2 separate regions of the Homo sapiens genome follow, and region 2 is linked to region 1. Evidence: chromatin loops called from intact Hi-C (ENCODE). Cell type or tissue: dorsolateral prefrontal cortex. All regions are shown on one strand.

Region 1 (5,000 bases):
AATATGCCATGTGCAGCAATGAGACTCCTTAAAGGGATCAGGTTCTGAATTAATGTATCATCTGTACTTGGATTATCAGCATCAAATGCAACTCTTCGTGTCTTGGTTATTCCAACAGCTATTAGAAGAATGAAGATTATATCAGAGAAAACCTTTAGGGAGAAAGTGGGGAAATAAAAATAGTTTCTATCAACTGCAGAATTTGTGCTTGCCTAACAACAATGCACATTTACCTCCAGTATGACTTCCCTGTATTTTTCATGTGATGTTTTAAAAGTTAGCATTCACCAACAGGAAGAAACTCTGCAACAGAACTCAGAGAACCAAAATTAGAGCTCACAGAGGAAAGCAAAATGGCACAAACACAGACCTATCTACCAGAGCTCGCTTTCTGCCCTCATCCTGCTGCTAGAAACCAGACACTATGTTAGGCACAATGAGGCAAGCCTAGGAAGGCTTCAGTCACAGATCCATGATCTATGACTGTGCATTTCTGATTCAGTTCTTGAGATGCAGATGCTGAAGCTATTGTACCATCTGGCAAGAGCAACGGCTGCTCCACGAGACCTTTGCTCCTGGCAAATCTCACTTAAAAGACCCACCTCTAACTTGGTATTTTACACTCAATATTAATATTTAAGTATATGCTGTACTGTAGTGCAATATAAATGCTTGTCAAAAATAAGACCCTTGAAGGCATACACTATTTCCTTTTTTCCCCTTGCAGTGTCAAGTAATTAACAGGTGTTAAATAACCACTGACTAGTCAACTATAAAAAAGAGGGATGTGAGCAAGAATACTAGCAAGAACAAGTAACTGTTACCATGTCTTCCCACCCACCAAACTGTGGAGGAAAAAACTCCCTCCTCTCAAATCAAGGCAGGCTGCTTACAAGGAGCACCACGTGAAAGGGAAAAATGGCCACTCTACGCAATATGCCTATTTTGATATGAAGGGCTGGTCTGTCGTTAGCACTTCCCAATCAGTAGCACTCACAAATAGGTCTAAACTTGGAAAATTTAAAAAAAAAAAAAAAAAAAAAAACTCCCTATCAAACAATAAGAATCAAGAGTAAAAAAGAAATAGCAGTTTGCTAAAAAAGAGACTAAAATACATCAGGGCCTTAGAAGAGTTATTTCTGCATTCCCTGCACATACGACATCATTCATGAAGAAGGCAATGGTACAAATATAGCATAAATGTCGTCTGCTCTAGCTTGTAATTTAAAATGCAAATGCTAATGAGCGAACTGGTATATCAGTGGAGTTAATAACCGCATGCCTAGCACAGGGGCTGCATCCAAAACACACACAGAGAAGAGACAGACACCATGTTCCAATTTAAAAATAAAAACACCCAAATTAACCCTAGAAAAATCACTAGCAGATGTACAAGCTCAGGAAAAGGAGGCACACAAGGGCAGGGAAATGGGAACTTCTCCACCAGCCGCAGACTAACCAGTGGATTTAAATATTTTCCTACTCATAGTAAAGGTAAGCATGGGAGTTACGAGGGTTTACTGAGGAATGCTATTGTAACAGCATTACAGAGTATAATAAGTATATTAAGGAAAAACTACAGGGAATCCAGAAAGCTTGAATAGAAAGTTTTCTACAAAGCCTACTTTAGAAGCCTATAAGCTAATCTTGCAGGGAGCCAAATGAGATGTAGATCTCATTTACTTCATCATAGGCAAAGGGTGAAGAAGCTTTGGTTAAAAAAAGCCCAAAAACTTACAAGGTCTAGATTAAGAGGGTCATTTAAGTAAATTGGAAAAAGCTCTAATGATGAAATAAAATGACGGAGAGAATGCAGTTGTGTCTCAGATGCCTTCCAAACATGAAACGAACTTCTGTGGATTGTTCTTGCTCCTCATAGGCCAGTGCTTGGCAGCCCTGCAGCAGAATCTGGGAACACTCCACAGCACTGAGACGAAGAGCAGCTCCTTGGGCTTCCTCAGAGCCCCCCATACATGGGGAATGAGGAAGTGCATTCTGTGGTCAGTGGCCCTGTCCAGTGCCAGGACTGAAACTATGACGCCTCCTCAAGGCCAGCAGGAGAGCAAGCTTGCACATGCTGCCCACATTGGACACTTAAGTGTCTTCTAATTCCCATGTTAATGCTATTTATTCAAATTCCACACAAAGAGCCAGGCCCAAACTCTAACAGATCCAGCCCATCTGACTGGGGAAGCCTCAGAAAAACTTTTGAAAGAAACTCAAGGTGAGCAATGACCTGGAGTTTGGGGAAGGGGGCAAACAGCTTTTCAATGATGAAGAATGGTTTTATTTATTTATTTTTTAAACCCAGTCAAATCTGGTTGAAAGGGGTGGGAGATTTGTGAGGTAGTTTCCATAGCAACCAGGATTAAGTCTTACAGCAGTGTGCACTGTTCACCCTGGCGCTGCCCATTACCAGATTTCAAAGCATTAACCTTTAATTTCAAATTACCAAACCATTTACACTCCCTCTCCTGCATCCAGGTCCTGCCATTTTCTACTATTAGTCTGACCAAATGGACTCCCCCACAGGGCTGGAGTTCTGGTGAGTAGCACAGTAGCTTGTCAACATTACTACTAAGTGGCTGCTGGGAAATGCCCACAGGTTGACAAGATAGTGTTGAATAATCTACACTGAAATGTATTCCTCTGGGAAAGCCACAAGAAGGGACTTAGAACTGAGGCATTTAGGCACAACCAACGAGACAGGTGCTGTTTTTGGAAATAATCCAACAGAGAAAAGCCATCAGATTTCTGGAAGTTTCCCATTCCATCCCCCAGTGCCCACCAGGTGGAAGGCAAGCCAGACAACCCTGCATAGACTCAGACAGAACGCGCTTTAAAGTAGGAGGGAAGGAGAAGGGCCCGAAAAGGAACACCTAGGGAAAAGCTCACAGGACTGACCTTCTCTACTACTCCACTGGCCTCATTAGCTCTGCATAGGACAGGCCTCATTTTCTATCCAGGATGTTTTCTCCCCTTGTCTCATCAGTATTAAAACATGAAAGCATAAGAGTAAAAAGCACAATAGAACGCTTTAGAGTAGAAGAGTAGAAACACTAGTCAGAGAATTCAGGAGGAAGGAAACTCCTCACTGACCTACCCATCCAAAGCTAATCCACAGGCCTATCATCTAACAGCAAGGGTAAATCAACATCTATCTTTTCTTGGCACATAAAACCCAGTAGATGGTAAGGGCTGAACACCCCAATCAGGAGGCCACACCATCCTCCACAGTCTGACTCCATAGAAGGCGATGACACCACTAGGACTATCTTTTGCTAGTTATAGGAGGCCCTAGATAGGCTGGCACATAAATGCCACATCGGCCTTGCTGTCTCCCTCACCTCCAGGTCACCAGCATCACACCAAGATAAGCAGGCCAGTCTGACGGAAATAATTAATTAGGAAGCAGGAGGGCAAGAATTCATCTTTAAGTGTTTTAGCTCCAAGGTCTGTGACTGCCATTAAACCAGGCCAAACAAATCTTATTTTTAGTGATGACTTTATTTATTACTCTGGAATGGGTACTGAACAAATCATGTTTCTCTCTCTTTTACCCTGAAACACTAGATTATGTCATGGAAGTCTGTCTTTTAATTCCTACTCCCAATCTTCAGGTATTGGCATGCTGAGGCTCTTAGCATCTTTGTTCATCCTCCTCTGATCTGACCACCTGCAGTTTCCTGATGTCCTTCCTAAAAGGATGGTCCTCAGATGGTACACCGTACCACCAGGAATGCAATGACTTGGGCTGGGTCAGTACCTGGCTCCACTCCTCTCTGCGTTCTGTATTTCCGAGTTTTGAAACAGCCTTTTTGACAGCAGTTACATATTTACTCTTATTGTTTTATAAAATCTGAGCTGTTCTCATTTGTATAGTATTTAAGCCATGTTTTGCTTACCCTTATGCTTTTAAAATATTTTTTTCTTCATGTCAATACATTCTTTACTCCAGTAGACACAATTACTTTGCTCAAAGGCTGGAACTGTATCATCCATTTCTGTATTCCTAGCATTGTGCCCACTGAATATAAAAAAAAATTATTAAATAACCATGTAATTGAATGACCCACAAGTATGATGAGGCTCATTCTGGGGATGATTCATGGTGTAAAGATGAAAATAATCCTGGTGTAATTGGAGGTTTCATTCACATGACCAGTGGGTGACAGTGTGCCTGCATAGACGGAGAGCTGAAGGTGGAGCAGTGAAGGCTCAATAGCAGAAGAGCTAAGAGGGAGATTTACACACCAATACAAAAGCGGAGAGAAAAATGATTGATTAATATGTCCATTTCTTTTAGGCAACTCTTCCTGAGATCTGATACAGGCCAACTTCTTCTGCCTAGATGAATCAAACCCAGTCTGCCCAAAGAAAATGTAGCAGATCTTCTCGGAAACTCAAATGCCATCGCCCTGAGGAAAACTTTTCCATTCAACAATTGTTATTTGCTCTGTATTCTCATACTAGGTGGCCTATGCTTTTGATAACTGCTCTTTCATATTTCCTTGTTTACATTATTTGTATGGCCATCTACATAACTAGACTAAAAGATATTCGAGGGAGAAGTTATCCTACTAATTTATGTATCATCCAAAATTTATCTATTGAAGACTACTTTTCTTAATCTGTGCTTGTAAAAATCTTGTACTCATTAAAAAACACTACCCAAATCTGTTCATTGTGTTAATTCTTTCCTGTAAGTGACTCTCCAGGATCCCCGGACATGAACATAATTCTTATAATTCCTATAATGATATCTTTAAAAGTAAAGAACTAGAGCAGCTCCAGGAAAGTCTCATGTTAAGCTGCCCATTTCTAGTAATGGGACCCAACAGAAAGTAGGCAATGGAGACAGAATCAAACTGGGATATCCCAAGAGAAAGAATACCCCACTTTACAAATATCCATTAAGTTGCAATTCAATTAAAGCATCTGAAAGGAATTCATAAGTATCAGCAGACCCTGTAATTGCTTAATTAAGGATAGAAGCCTAG
Region 2 (5,000 bases), 150 kb after region 1:
GGAAGAAAAGAAGGAAAGGGTAGTGAAAGATCATAGAGCTCTTCCTTTGCTCTGGAAAGACTCATCTGCAGCAATACAGGCATGAAGTTTTGGTGAATGAAATCTCTTTGGGTGCTGTTTAAATGAGCAAGTAGAGCTGAGAAGAAATAAAATATAATTAGTGTCTCTGCAGAAGAGCATCTTTCTACCTAGCTAATAGTTGTGAAGATCAACTAGAAACATGAATCAACATTAAAAAGGGGAAATTTCCTTCATTGGAAAGGACATTTAAAAAAATCTACAAATAAGAAGCCAGAGTTTAAAAGCAGTAGAGGAAAATGAGCAGAGAGAAAGAAGCCTTCAAAGACAAAAGCAGGTCTAAAGGTTTTCAAGGTAATGGAAACCAGTATGGTAACCGGTGGCAGCAAGGACCAGTATATCACAACTGGCTATGCCCTTCTGGCACTACTTTCCTTTTCATTGGAAGCTCATAATTAACCAGTTGGCCCCAGATCATGTTTTCTAGTAATGGAGAAATCTTCTCCCACATTTCTTACTGTTCATACCCCGGCTAAAAATGGAGAGCCAATGCCCTCAGAAGAGACAACCCCGTTACTTAAAGTACAGGCACCAAGCCAGATGAAACCCATCCAGCACAGGGATGTGCCACAAACCCTCCCACAGTTACAGAAGAGGGGAAAAGAACAGGAGGAAAAGAAAATAAATCTCTGACAACAGGAAACCAATTTTCTCTGTAACAGACAGAAGGAGCGGGTGAGCCCATTCAGAGGATAATATCATTTTGTTAGAGAAATGCTTCTTTGTGTATGTCTTCCTTTCTTCACCATATTAAAAAATAATTATTATTATTAAAGTTTCTTCCTGGAAGAACACAGAAGGGAAAATAAGGCTGGATATGACACCATTATTTAGCTGGTGCCAGTGGAACCTTCAACTGAGCCAGATTTCCAGTCAAATTTGTGCAATGAATTGTTGTGCATTTCAAAACACAAGACTGAATTATGTAAGTGCACACAGAAAGGTCTCCCTTTAGACACTGGGTTTCTGTTTAGTTGCTGCGTCCCTCCAAGGTCTAAATCAGGATGCCAGGTCTAGTGCCACATATTTTATCCACCAAATTCAAAGTATTCTAAGCCTGTGCATAAATATTCAGTAAAATGAGGCCTGTACCTTTTCAGGACAGATATCAGTCTAACCTTAACGAAGGAAGATGACTTTCTTTTACTTTACAGTCTACTTGACATCAATCAGAAAACTTCAACATTTATCACCCACTACTATCATGGAGAAATACGGGCAAATAAACTTAAAAGAACTATGAACAGCACAGACATGTAGATGCAGTACCCAGCTGGCATAGCAATTTCATTATATATATATAGCATGCCTTGCCCCACTGTGTGAAGGGACCGTAACAAACTTGAAGCCATACTCAGGAATTTGTTGGGGTTCTTTTCTCCAGTTGGTTGCACCTAGTAAACAGGCAGGCAAGTCACAGTGCACAGGACAGTCAGGTGAGGGTGGAGGGGAGGAGGGCAAGAATGGGGAACTTCTCGCTCTATAACTGCGGTAGCTGTTCACAGCTGTTTCATCTGTGGGGAATGACATGGGACGTGAGACTGGTGCCTTGATCTGTGAGAACACAGTTTTATATCCTCCTTCATGTAATGTCACCCTAAATACCCTTGTCCTTCCAGCCATAAAATAACTGAAATGGTGCCTGTTTAACAATGTTTTTATGTCAATCCTATCACCATTGCGTTGTGACAATGAAACCCTTACCTTTCCTACTGCTGGCACCCTAACCTAACTCCCTTAACACAAAGGGTTGGCGCCACTCTAAATTTCTACAATTCATTAAAAAACAAAACAAACACCACTAACTCTTTGAGTGGTGCTATCTGCTTGCACATTAAACATATTAATTCTAATCCTCGCAATAGCAAATAAAGCTGGAATTATGATAGCTTTACTTCACTGAGAGACCTGAGAAGTTAGGTGCCCAGAGAAATAACACGCCCGATATCACATATGTCAGAGCAAAAAGCTCCCACAAAGATCTGTCTGCCCCAGAACCTATGACAGTTTCTATCGTCTGCCTCCCAACTGCTGTGGTAGCAAGAACTGGCAGATTACCCACTGGCTTTTCACTCACCACACACAATGTCCCCTAGACCTGAAAAGGTCAATTAATTTCAACACATAATGCGTGCTTGCCCACCCTGGGAAACTCATCAAACTGGAAAAAGTTGGATCTAGTAGTTATGCCCATTATGAAGCTACTGTGATGCAGTTTCAAAACTGATCTTTCTAAACTTTTCCTTGGTGATGCTGGGGCAGGGAACCTGCAAACCCCATTTCTGCCTTGCCACCTGGCTTCCTTAGGCTCTGCCAATAGGGGGTGCCAGAGAGAGCCAGAACTGGAAGAAGGGGCAGATCTTTCCTATTCCTGCCAGTGGCTCCAGAGCACTACTTCTTCCTCCCAGCAATGGTAGCTTGTTCCAGCAGCAGCAAGCGAGTTCAGCTTGCTGTCTTCCCAACACTCCCAGAAACAGGTTATCACACCTCCTCAGATTCATCAGAACCAATCAACTGGCAGCACTCCTGGGAGGTCTGGGTCCCAAGACCTTGGAGTCCCAGTCCTAGTCTCCAAGCTTAGAGACACAAGCATCAGTTAACAGCAGTCTATGTCCCAGCTTCACATGGTCTCCCTCTAAATTTCTATGTTCTTATATGTTTTCTTTTCTTATTCCCCCAACCTTAGAGGGTAGGAGCTGCATCATGTAGTTATTACCTCCATGCTACCCTTAGGGTTCTTTTCTTCACCTTGTTAGTATTCCCATATCTAGCTAATCATCTCTTAAATTATGTTCTCTGTTAAAGTAACTGGTGTGCTTTCTGTCTCCTTACTGGATCCTGACACAGTAGCTAAAAGCACCCTCTCTGCAGGTCACAATTGGACAAAGAAAAGTGACCATCAGATAGCAGCAGTCCACCTCTCTTGATAAACAACACTCTACAGAGAAAATTCCCTCTTACCTATTCCATACCACCACCTTCACCCTGCCTGCCCCCACACACCATGACCACCTCCACTGTGCAGATATGCACAAAAGATCCAATAAAAAAGGAACTAGTACACATAAAGAGCTTCCACAGTTAAAATATGTGATGACCGAGAAATGCTCACAAGATTCAACAATTGGTAACACAAAGTAAAGAGAAGACTTTCAAGTCACAGTATGTGTCTAATCCATGGAATGTGCAAGATATAAAAATTACACAATAAGAGAACAAAATAACCTATAATTTTTTCTACCTAATATGCTGTTGAACACTCTCATGGATAGTGAATCATTTTGTGGTTTTAAAGCCCAATCACAGGAAGGCTGCATTCATGGCTTTGTAAATTGCAATCATGATAGAAATGGAAGACTAAAGTTAGCTTAAATGTGTCAACGTGGTTACTATATTGCATAAAATGGGATGTAAATAAAGTAAGGGTTAACGGAGATGGCAAATCACGGGAGGCCCAAAATACCAGCAAAATGTCATTTTTCTACTATAGCAAGATGAAAAAAATCCCAGATTTGTTATCACATATTTTATCATGCAATGTTTCTGAATGAAGTCTAGGAACTTCTCTTAAGCCAGCTGTCAAAAATAAGTGGAGCTGGGTGCATAACCAGGGCTAAGAGAAGGGGAAAAGGGAAATCACTGTTTAATGGGGACAGAGTTTCAGTTGTGTAAGACGAAAATGTTCTATAGATATGTTTCACAATAAAGTGAATATATTTAACATTTCAGAGCTGTAAATAAAAATGGTGAAGATGGTAAATTTTATGTTATATATGTGTTACCACAATTAAAAAAAAGTAACGTTGGGCATGGTGGCTCATGCCTTTAATCCCAGCAGTTTGGGCAGCCAAGGCAGGTGAATCACTTGAGCCCAAGAGTTAGAAACCAGCCTTGGCAACAGAGTGAGACCCTGTCTCTACAAAAAATAAAAACAGAAATTAGTTGGGTGTGGTGGCATGTGCCTGTAGTTGTAGCTGTCTGGGAGGCTGAGGTAGGAGAACTGCTTGAGTCCAGGAGGTTGCAAGCCCAGTGAGTGGAGATAGCACCACTGCACTCCAGCCAGCCTGGGGACAGAGTGAGACCCTGCCTCAAAAAAAAAAAAAAAAAAAAAAGGAGAGGTAAAGCTCATTTCATTCAATACTCTGCTGATTTATTTAATCTGGGAGAAGCATCAGGAATGCTATCAAATTCAATTTCCACATTAATATAAAAATGTTCAGTATAAAACCCTGATCTTTGGTTAACTGCAAAGATACTTAGTTACTATTTAACAATCAAGCATGCTAGCCCAGTTCTGCTCCTGACAACTATATTCCAAACTGCTTGCTGAACAAGCTCCACGAATGGATCTTATGGTCCTCTTTTGATGTTGTTTCTCCTGCCTAGATGTGACTGCCACAGCAGTGTGAAATATTTTGTTGACTCAGATGCCAAATATTCTTCAAGACATGCTCAAATGCTGCTTACCGACTCCAGGAAGCCGTCTGTGAATTTTCTAATAAAATATCCTGTATTCTCGTAATACATCTAACCCAACTCAGTATTATGCATCTGTAATCCTACAGGTGATTACAAGCTACCTGAAATTAAAAACAGCATCTTGCTCACCTTTTTGATACCACTATGCTCATTTAACCCTCAAAGCAATTCAAAAGAGTCAGCAAGTATTACCTATATTTTTACTTATGAAGAAAAAGAGGCTCAAAGAAATTGAGAGACCCTTGGCCACACCACTAAAAATGGCAGGAGCAAAAGGTGAACTCTAATTTAACTAATTCCAAATTCCATGGCCAATGGATGCTATCACAGGGCGTCGAACAATATTATGATTCCTCTTTAACGGCTTAAGACTTTGAGCAAGAGAAAAACAGTCCTTTTCCTCTCCTCCAAGCACTCAGCTCCTTGTCCTAGAAGAGCTGATC

What was found. Hi-C counts contacts between places; a loop is a spot of excess contacts. Peaks named below come from ENCODE experiments on the same cell type or tissue, not always from the same donor. Only the 100,000 strongest peaks of a DNase experiment are listed, where the experiment ranks them.
Region 2: it touches region 1 in a loop (1.8-fold over the local background); 1 of 110 quality-filtered maps calls a loop at or near these places.

What each region holds. Positions count from the first base shown.
Region 1 is chr7:127,937,935-127,942,934 of GRCh38, reverse strand. The region is part of intron 15 of SND1 (staphylococcal nuclease and tudor domain containing 1); the gene reads right to left. Among named protein-coding and RNA genes, the nearest start is that of SND1-IT1, 57 kb to the left of the region's middle. In dorsolateral prefrontal cortex, CTCF peaks have their summits at 1,840 and 2,041; a DNase peak (open chromatin) is centred at 1,997; H3K27ac peaks cover 2,570 bases.
Region 2 is chr7:127,790,332-127,795,331 of GRCh38, reverse strand. All of the region lies in intron 10 of SND1 (staphylococcal nuclease and tudor domain containing 1), which reads right to left. Among named protein-coding and RNA genes, the nearest start is that of SND1, 140 kb to the right of the region's middle. In dorsolateral prefrontal cortex, a CTCF peak has its summit at 2,384 (motif pointing right); a DNase peak (open chromatin) is centred at 626; H3K27ac peaks cover 1,477 bases.